Regions from separate parts of the Homo sapiens genome. Here region 1 is linked to region 2. Evidence: read pairs that join two places in POLR2A ChIA-PET (ENCODE). Cell type or tissue: A673. All regions are shown on one strand. Each heading gives the region's core, and the rest is flanking DNA. Links, peaks and the distances in the headings are about the cores only.

Evidence for each region. ChIA-PET counts read pairs that join two places held together with the same protein. Peaks named below come from ENCODE experiments on the same cell type or tissue, not always from the same donor. Only the 100,000 strongest peaks of a DNase experiment are listed, where the experiment ranks them.
Region 1: POLR2A ChIA-PET joins it to region 2 with 5 read pairs; 3 of 35 experiments call an interaction of 5 or more read pairs at or near these places.

What each region holds. Positions count from the first base shown.
Region 1 is chr12:13,027,622-13,033,000 of GRCh38, reverse strand. No RefSeq gene overlaps it. Among named protein-coding and RNA genes, the nearest start is that of FAM234B, 14 kb to the left of the region's middle. In A673, for the core only: no CTCF peak of the experiment used is centred there; no DNase peak of the experiment used is centred there.
Region 2 is chr12:13,176,930-13,182,308 of GRCh38, reverse strand. No RefSeq gene overlaps it. Among named protein-coding and RNA genes, the nearest start is that of EMP1, 17 kb to the left of the region's middle. In A673, for the core only: no CTCF peak of the experiment used is centred there; DNase peaks (open chromatin) are centred at 2,468, 2,518 and 2,958; H3K4me3 peaks cover 786 bases; H3K27ac peaks cover 1,615 bases.

The sequences.
Region 1 (5,379 bases), core at 96-5,095, 150 kb after region 2:
AGGCATCATGAATAAAAAGAACTTGGAGGCAGAAGCATACCTGTCCTGTTCGAAGACCAGCAAAAAGGCTGCCAGAAAGGATAGTTTTTCTTCTTTTTTTTTTTTTCTTTTTTTTTCTGAGACAGAGTCTTGCTCTGTTTTCCCATGCTGGAGTGTGGTGGTGCTGTCTCCGCTCACTGCAACCTCCAACTACCAGGCTCAAGCGATTCTCCTGCCTCAGTCTCCCGAGTCACTGGGATTACAGACACCTGCCACCACACCTGGCTAATTTTTGTATTTTTGTATTTTTAGTAGAGATGAGGTTTCACCACGTTGGCCTGGCTGGTCTCAAACTTCTGGCCTCAAGTGATCCACCCGCCTCGGCCTCCCGAAGTGCTGGGATTACAGGTGGGAGCCACCGCGCCCAGCCAGGAAAGGATGGTTCTAGGGAGAGATTAGAGATTAGATGAGGTCAGATATGGCCAGAGTAGGAACAGATTCTGTAGACTTGGTAGGGAAAATAAAGACTTTGGCTTTTAGTCTAGATTAAATAGAGAGACTTTGAAAGCCTTGAGGCACAGAAGTGTTTATTTGACTTAGATTTTAAAAGTGTTCCTTGAGATCACTTTGCTGTTCTGAGAACAGACTGTGGGGGTACTGGCAGTGATGAATCACTTTTGACTATTACAATGACCCAAGCCAGAACTGATGGTGGTTTAGACTAGGGTAGTTTCTTTGAGGGTGGGGGGAAGTGGTAGGATTCTTAACTTAATTTGAAGGTAGAGCCGGCAGGATTTGTTGAAGAACTGAATGTATGGCATGAGAGAAAAAGGTGTCAGGGACCGTAGTGAGTCTTTTGACCTAGCAACCAGAAGATTGGAGAAGGGGAAAACTGAGAGAGGAGTGGGATGGGAAGCAGACATCAGGGGTTGGTTTTGGATGTGTCAAATTCAACATCCAACTGGACATGCAAGTGGAAATGTTGACCAGGCAGTTGCATGTATGAGTCTTGGGAGTTCAGGGAGAAGTCCTAGGTGGAGATATAAATTTGGTAGTCATTTGGTAGATTCGATAGTAAATTTGGTAGCTAATGCACATAACCCATATTTAAAGTTGGGAAATGGAATAAGATCACAGAAAGCATGTGTGATGCAGGAGGGGAGGGGAGCGTGAACGCTGCAGCATTTCACCATTCACAGTTCAGGGAGAAGAGGAGGAACCAGCCAGAGAAAGCAGCAGGCATAGCCAGTACGGTCAGAGGATAACCAGGAGAGTTTGTTGTCCCTGAAACCAAGCAAAAAAAGTGTTTTTGGGAAAAGCATAGTCAATTATTTTAAATGCCACAGAGAGATCAAGGAAGAAAAGGCTAAAGAGTAACGTGCCTGCCTACAGAGAGCACACACTTTGTTCTACTCTGCTGTGGTTTAAGGGCCTGCAGTTGTCCTGCTGTGCTAGCCTGGGTACACCTCTCTAATTCAAAGAAAGAATTTGCAAGCCCCTTTTACAACAGATCTAAGCCATGTCATTCAGCGTAGCTTTCTTTCAATAGTGAAGCTGATATTTTATCTCCATCTGTCCATCTCTTCAGTCTATTCCCAGATCAATCAGAGCTATGCAGAGAAGATGGGTATTAATTTACTGAGTCCCCTGAACCTTCAGTAATCATAAGTATTCCTTTTATTTATCTCTGCTTAGTAGATGTGAAGTTTTGTTCTCTTATATAGTAGATTTTCCCAGTAGTATTATCTTATCTACTTCTTGCTCTACCTTAGAGATTCTCTCTAAGGCAACTTTCTTCTTCTCTAGTCAAGCTTTTAACATCTATTATGAGAGTCTTTGCAGATGTCCCTACGTAGGATTGGAGAGAGGCCCTAATCCATCCCTGTAGTGACTCTTTCTCCTTCTGGGAAGCAGATGGGATTAACAGACCATTACTAATTATTGTTCTTAAACAAGGCACTGCAAGATTTATAAACCTCTTCCCAAAAGCCAGGCTGCACATCTGACACAAAGAGGAAAACGTCGCCTTTTTTTTTTTGTTTAACAACTTCACCATGAGGAGTCCCTCTTTGCTGAGAAATTGTGCTTTGTATTTTTTCCTGTTTCTAAGAGGACAGGCATACACTTGTCCTTCGGTGAACCAAATGAAGTAGAGGATAAGATGTGATATCTCTGTAAGCCCACAGGATCTGCTTTGAACAAAGTAATATATTTGAAGTGAAAAGCAATCCTTCTTGAAATAGTCACGAGCTCGTGCCTGCAGACACTTAATTGCAAGGGGTTGGCAACCTGTCTTTCATCCATGTCCTGATGAACAAAGACACACCCCATGTGGGCCAAAGACCACCGGAAACTTCAAAAAGTCCTCTTCAGGCAGAGGACAGGAGCCACGAGGGTCATACCTGGTACTGTATGATGAGGATAAAGGTGATAAGAAATTCTCTAATGGCCTCTGTCCCTTCGTGTCTGAAATTTCTATCTCAAGATCAAAAGAACCAAGGTACAGCCTAGGTAAGAAAGGGCTCTTGTCCTAATTTTGGAAGAGCCTAAAAATGAAACCCAGGAGAATTTCTTAGAGAGATGATATTGCCTGGAGTTACCTTTCCATGAAATTAGACATTTCATTTTCATTCTTTCTTTTACCCTGGAGTTAAAGACTTGTTTGGTTTTTTTTGGGTCTTTGTTTTCCCTTGTCAATACCTTAAAGATTTTTAAGTAGGATTCTTAGAGAGATTCACGTGAAGCTATTTTCTTATTACCATCACAAATACTTTATTTTCATCCTACCCTCCATCACCCTCTGCCTCAAAAATCTCAGATTTTATTCTTTTATTCAGGAGATTGTGCATAAAGTTACTTATTTCAATGAAAAAAAATATTTATTTCTGTATTTCTTTTTACGTCTTGGCCTGAAAATCATGAAACTCTGTTGTCTTATTCCAGAGATTTTATTTACCTAAAGCTACTCCCTCCTTCACTAATAGAGGTTGTAAGACAAATAGGTTTCTCATAAAGAACTTTCATGTGACCCAAACTTTTTCTTTAAGACTACGAATTTTTTTTCTCAGCCGTAAAAACTTACAATTGAGTTTTCTTATTGAGAAAATCTGTACACATCTTTTCTCTTTCACCTTGAAACGGGGGCTAAAATATTAGACACTGAAGAATTGTATTACCCTTTAGTTTCCTAGTACATAATTCTTTCCAAGTAGAATAACAATTTAACTTTCAATCTGTCTTCCATTACATTATTACTCAGGTTTTAAAATATTCATCTCATTGGTGATCTATCATCTCTCCCAGTTTCTGGTACTTGAAAAACTACATGTTCTTCAGTTTTAATTTAAGTGAAGAAATGAAGGAGAAAATTTGGTAAACATTTAGTTTAAGATGGAATAAGAAACAAAAATCTTCTTTACTCCTAAATACAATGTATTTGCCAGAGGTATTGTTCACCTACCAACTTTAATTTCATGCCTTCTCAGTAAATCCAGAATGACAATTTCAGAGTGAAGAGCAAGCAGTACAGCCCTCACACAAAAGGGGCCCTAATTCTGAGCATTATGCCTCAGAGAATGCCACGCTATGGGGTGTCTTCCTTGAAATCTAAGTCCCCTCCAGTGGCTGCAATGCCAATTGACTGAAGCATGCCCCTGGTATTCCCTGTTTCTCTCCTTGGGGAACCTGCCCCAACCACATGCTGGTGAATTTAGCTATGCATTTGAAACCAAACTGTTTCTATTGATGAGGCTCTGCTAGAAACACTTCCCCAGGTCTTCCCCCATCCCTACCATCTTCCCACCCCAAATAGCCACCCCACCTCACCCCTACCCAGGTCCCATTTCAGCCCTGCTGAAGGAGATTTGTGTGTGTGTGGTTGTTTCTTTTAATAACATTTGATCTCAATGTTGGAACGGATCTCAGAGGTCTGCAAATCTAATCCCCAACGAGTAGCAACTGCTTCTTTAATCCTCAGTCATGTTATCTCTGCTGGGACATTCTCAGCTCCCCAGAGCTCAGGGCACGTGGCAGATAGCCACTGTTGTAGGGCTTGGAGACTACACCTGTGACTGCCTCCCAGGAGAACTGATGCTGTCTTCTGAAGCCAGAGGGAGCAAGGCCAAATCCCTGCTCCATACATCAACCCTGAAAATGCCTGAAATATTGATGCAGGGTTCTTAGGAAATTTTGCTTAAGGTTATTTTCTTCTTTTTATCAAAAATACAGCCTGGACAGCATGGCAAGACCCCATCTCTACAAAAGAAAAAAATTAGCCAGATGTGGTGGCACATGTCTGTGATCGTAGCTACTCAGGAGGCTGAGGTGGGAGAATTGCTTGAGCTGGGAGGTTGAGGCTGCAGTGAGCTATGATCACACTCCTGTACTCCACCCTGAGCGACTCCAGACTGAGCAAGACTCTGTCTCAAAACAAAAAAGAAATTCCCCTTCCCTTTGCGTTAAGTACATGAAGTTTTGTCATTTTACTGCAAAAGGTTTTCCTTTGAGGCTAATATTTACTTCTGCAATCAAGCCTTACATTCCCTAGAGAGGTATTTCTTTATGGAGTTAATTCCTCCTGCCTCTCACAAATGTTTTCTCTCTCACTGCATGGGCTTTAGGTCTTTAAAGACCTTAGATATGGACTCTAAAAGCTGAGGAAATTTCCATTTCCACTAGTAGAGGCTTAAAGACCAAGAATGGCAATTTTCATTATTTTTCTATAGGTATTTTGTCATGAAAGAAATGGCTATTTTTAGAGAAGTGAATGTACTGGGGGTTACTTCAACCTATCTCATCACAGAACTCACTTCATGTTTTTCTACATTGGTTGGCCTGAAAAACCTGAAGTATGTTCTTATTTCTAAGAATGAAGCTATTTTCCTCATTACAAGGCCAACCTTAAATAACAGTAAACATTTTAAAGAAAGGATTTTTGCATGAAGTTTTTCTGCCTGTCTCATATAATTGCTTTCAAATTCTCTTTTTAACCTTAATTTTAATCCTCCGTTTCTGTTCTCTTGTCAGATAAATTGTTGAATATATTTTCCTCCACTCCCCAGTCTTAAAGACCAGGCATTCAAGAGTTTATTTGCTTCTGTTATGAATGTATTCCTTTTTACACCTTAGCCTTACAGATCTGTGGATTTCTTCTCTCTTTTAGTGAATGTGCAAAAAATACAAACTGGCAACATAGAAAAGAAGAGATACAACTGGGACCAATGACCAGATACTACTTTTTCAGATTATTTTTATAATGTTTTAATTTAAAAAGGGATAAAAATATATGGTTCATTTTATTCTATTTTATTTTTATTTTATTATTTTATTTTATTTTATTTTTGAGACAGGGTCTTGCCCTGTGACCCAAGCTGGAGTGCAGTGGTACAATCTTGGCTCACT
Region 2 (5,379 bases), core at 207-5,206:
ATCAATTCTGTCCCTCTTATCCCTTCTTCTTACTAGATAAAGCCTTTCCGACTTTCAAGGGTGTGGATATAGCCTCAGCCTCTGCATGAATGTCCTCTGCTTATTTCCCAATTTACCACTCTACGATTGTCCTTTTCCAGCCTGAACCATGCAGTTTCAGTACTTGTATCTTTCGTGTTTCGACTCAAATGTCACTGTCTCAGGAAGAACTTTTCCAGTCACCTATCCTAAAATTGCAACCCTTCCCCAACACTTCCTATCCCCCTTTGCCACTTTATTTTTCTGCTTACCTGTTATCCATTATCCAGCATTAGCCAGCATATGGCATATACCCCACTTATTATTCCACCTGCTCCCCCAACTAGAGCATGAGCTCCTGACAGCAGGCATTTCTTTATGCTATTTCACAGCTGCCCTCCCCGGAGCAGTGTCTGGTAGGCACTCAGGACTTCCTGGCTGAATGCTTTGCATGTCTTGTCTCCAGTTTGCTTCAGCTGAGTTCATTCTCTCTCCTTAACTATAAAGTCCTCAAAGATGGCAAACAGCTCTTATATCTCTTCTGTATCCCCACAACACTTCAGGAGGTGCTAGGCACACAGAACTTATTTTTAAAACTCTTGCCCAATGAGTGGCAAGGCTGGGTGCAGTGGCTCATGCCTGTAATTCCAGCACTTTGGGAGGCTTACTTGAGGCCAGGAGTTAAACACCAGCCTCGGCAACATAGCAAGACCCTATCTCTAGAAAAAAAAATTTAATAGCTGGGTGTGCTGACTCATGCCTGTAGTCCCAGCTACTTGGGAGGCTGAGGTGGAAGGATCACTTGAGCCCAAGAGTCCGAGGCTGTAGTGAGCCATGAGTACATCACTGCACTCAAGCCTGGATGACAGGGTGAGACCCTGTCTCAAAAAAAAAAAAAAAAGCAAATTAAAAATTAAGGACCATAAACCTATTTAGAGGGATGTGGATCTTTTCATCACTGTGAATTTACCTCTGCTTTGGAGGATTTTAATCTGCATGGCAGGGGGTGGAGCAAGGTTCTTCATTGTAAAAACTGATCTCTCTTTTATTCAACATGATTAACTGTTGGAGACCCTCAAGTACTGTTGCGGGAAGTCTGGGACCCCAAACGGAGGGACCAGCTGAAGCCATGGCAGAAGAACGTGGATTGTGAAGATTTCATGGACATTTACTAGTTCCCCAAATTAATACTTTTGTAATTTCTTATGCCTGTCTTTACTGCAATCTCTAAACATAAATTGTAAAGATTTCATGGACACTTATCACTTCCCCAGTCAATACCCTTGTGATTTCCTACACCTGTCTTTACTTTAATCTGTTAATCCTGTCAGCTGAGGAGGAAGTATATCGCCTCAGGACCCTGTAATATTTGCATTAACTGCACAAATTGTACAGCATGTGTGTTTGAGCAATATGAAATGTGGGCACCTTGAAAAAAGAACAGGATAACAGCAATTGTTCAGGGAATAAGAGAGATAACCTTAAACTCTGATCGCCGGTGAGCCAGGCAGAACAGAGCCATATTTCTCTTCTTTCAAAAGCAAATGGGAGAAATATCGCTGAATTCTTTTTCTCAGCATGGAACATCCCTGAGAAAGAGAACACGCACCCGGAGGTATAGGCTTATAAACAGCCCCCCCAGGTGTGCCTGTCTCTTATGGTCAAGACTGCAGAGGTGAAATAGACTCCAGTCTCCCATAGCGCTCCCAGGCTTATTAGGAAGAGGAAATTCCCGCCTAATAAATTTTGGTCAGACCGGTTGATCTCAAAACCCTGTCTCCTGATAAGATGTTATCGATGACAATGGTGCCCAAAACTTCATTAGCAATTTTAATTTAGGCCCGGTCCTGTGGTCCTGTGATCTCGCCCTGCCTCCACTTGCCGTGTGATATTCTATTACCTTGTAAAGTACTTGATGTCTGTGACCCACACCTATTAGCATACTCCCTCCCCTTTTGAAAATCCGTAATAAAAACTTGCTGGTTTTTGTGGCTTGTGGGGCATCACGGAACCTACAGACATGTGATGTCTCCCCCAGACGCCTGGCTTTAAAATTTCTCTCTTTTGTACTCTGTCCCTTTATTTCTCAAGCTGGCCAATGCTTAGGGAAAATAGAAAAGAACCTACATGAATATCAGGGCAGGTTCCCCGATAAAGTACCTTCTCAAACTATCTTTGTCTTCACATAGCCTTAGAAGCCCACTGGGTCCCTTCTGTACCTGTCACTGTGACAGCTCCCTATGCTGAGTGGAACTGAGCATACTCTACAAATTCTTATGCCTGCCAGGGCCAGCTGAGGATGCACACTACCCAGACCACTGCAGGAATGACTAGCTCAGATAGCAGACAGGCTCCGCCCCCAGCCTTGCCTTCCCAAGCCAGGGCGGGTGTGTGCCACCTGCACTGCTCACAGGCTGGGCCACGGAGAGATCTTGCATTTCCACCAGCTGCCTCACCCACAGTGTGCACGAGTGTGGTAAGCTGGCTCTGCCTAACACGCCGCCCTCCTGAGCTGGGCTGGCTCCTCAGGGATACCCCGTTTTGAAATCCTGGGGCAGGGACCAGCTCGACCCTAAGAGAATTCCCAAGGCGCCAACTCAGAGGATTAGCTCCCTCTCTGCCACCACCCAAATCAGGCCACAAGTTGCAGCGGTTAGACAATGAAATCATCTTTTCTTCTGGTTTTGGTGGTTACTATTTTTAACTGCATTGAATGCCCAGGAAGAACCTGAGGAGAAGGTAACCAGAGCAGCAAAGACCCATTTCCTGGCTCAGGAGCCCACAGCCCTGGGAGTGTTTCCTGTTTGCCAGAGGAGAGCTGTGTTTGTGTGTTGTGGGGAAAGCTGTTATTCCCTTACAGTTTTAAGGTTTTGCAACACTTTAAGGAAAAAAAAAAAAAGAAATCTTCAGGCTCAGCCCTCGTAGCAATTATTTTTTCTGCTGGGGTGAGGGGGGTTAGTGAGCAGGAGAGAGCAAAAGGAGGAAGAACAGAATGGAAAAGAAGCAAGTGTTAGTGGAACAGGATGTACTTAAAATTCCCCCTGTCTGTTATCCATCCCAAAACTGGCCTCTCCATGGGTGTAGGAGGCTACTGCGACTTCATACATATTTATAGCATTTGGCAGCTCCGTGGAGCACATCGCTTTAACAATGTATTTTAAATGAAGCTAAATGAAACGCGTTCCCAGTTCCTGGGAAAGGATCTTTTTTTTTTTTTTTTTTTTTGATAAACTGTGCTGTGGAGATGCTGCTGGCTGAAGTGTCATGGATAATCACAGTGTGGAGGCTGACGCGAGTCTGGGTAGAAGCCAGATGACCCAGACCAGAATGGGACATCCTGGGAAAGATACAGTCTAGCCTGACCGCTCCCAGATCTCAGAGCCCCAGGGAGCAGGGTGTAGCTCTGAGATCCCACCAGTCTTCTGCCCCACCATGTTTTCCAGTGGCTTTTGGAGAACCTGATCCTTTCCATCCGTAGTAGCCCCAATGCAAAGTAACTTACTACCTCCCAAAGGTCTCCAGGGATCAAGGGTCAGAGCTTATCAGGGGTCAAGTTTTCTGGAATCAGAATGCAAAAGTCAAAAGCCTGAAACCAGTGCTCTGCTTGACACACCGTATTAGTTAATTAAGCTTCTGTGTCTGAAACCTAAAACATATTTATGTTATTTTCCAAATAAAATATAGACCTAATTGAATTTCATTGGCCCACCTGGAAGTCTATAGATACAACTTCTTCACTGGCCCCTCTGTGCTTTGGTTTTCCCATTTGTAAAATAATGATATTAGACTAAGGGCTCTTCCAGCTCAAAAATTCCAAGAGGCAAAAAACACATGTAATATCTCTCCTCCAATTCCATCACCATTTCTTTGCTGAGCCCTGGCTAATAGTTCCTCTGCCCTATGTCCTGTCTTAGGGTCTTTTTCTCCATTCCAAATGTCTCAACACAGGTTCAGTTTTTATGCTTCTCAATGCTAGATTATTAGAGCTGTCCTCTTGCAGATTTCTTTGGTTTCAATTGTTTTTTATGCTAATTGATACCAAATGCAGCTGCTCAGACCAACTAGGTTCAAAGCCCATTTCATATCTGGCTCAGAACCTGTGCATAGCTCCTGATATCTCCACCCGCACTCTCCCCCACCTCGTCAGCACCTGCTGCAGCACAATACAGCCCTGTGGCTCCAATCATGTTCGTTCTTTATCCAGTCATTAATACACCTGAAGACTCTTGCCCTTTGCCTGGACAATATGTTACCACGTGGCTTCCCCTTCTCTCTGAACCAGGCTTTGTTCATGGCTTCTTCCAACCTCAGCCTGGCTACACTGCCAGGACACTGACACCCTTTCCCTTTAGCACTCCCTTCACATTGCTTTCTTTGCCATTTTGATGACCGTCCATGTCCTTCTTTGGTGGCTTCATGCCTGATTCTTCTTCCATCCTAGTGAAATGCTGAAACGTCACAACCTCACCTCCTCTTCTGGGTGACAAGTGCAGTACTTGGCATATTGATGTCCAAAGGATGATCATTAATAATTGAGAAACTTAACTGACCTCAAATTTTCAAATAATTAAAGAGCCACTGGACTTGCTCCACCCCACACCTGTTTTCAGCACTAACTACATGTACCCATTGCAGCAAATATGCATATTGAGGGCTGGGAAAGAAGGCCAGGCTCGTGCGCTGAACCCATCACCTGGCTCCAAGCCAGACTGAAGGAGGCTGAGATCATCAGCTTCTGCTGATGACTTATTCTTCAACTAGTGACCTCTCTTGATTTTTATTCTCATCTCTGCAAATTAGAGGGAAGGTGATTTGACCAAGAAATCCTATGATAAAAGATTCTGCAGAGATGTCATTCTATTTTGGTAAATACGATAGTCTCCGTAGAGTTCATCAGTAAGGCAACTAATATATAATGATAAAGATTCCAAAATGTTGGCTCATATTTCCTGAGTAAGCATTACATACAACCTAAGGAGCGAGAGGTTTTGATCTCCCTTTCCTAATAGTACCCCCATCATAGGCAAAAAATAAATGAATAAATAAATAAATAAAAATTAAAAAATCCAAGAGAAAGATCCTGGGAAGGGTGTTGTCTTATCTTCTTTATTTGTACTAAACAAAGGTTGGAAGACACTTTTCTAAAAATCTGTTTTGAGGGCTCAGAATTTAAACTCTTCCTCTGCAGTCTTTGCAAATCCAATAGCCTTTTTCATGCCAAATGAAAAGTTTCCTGTGCATCCTCCAGAAACGCCATTTCTTGTGACAACTCTTCAGAGCTATATGCGTGACTTCCAGCATTGGGGTCCATCAGAGGACCCACTGGATCCCTTAGGACTGTCTGCAGAGTTTCAGGAACAC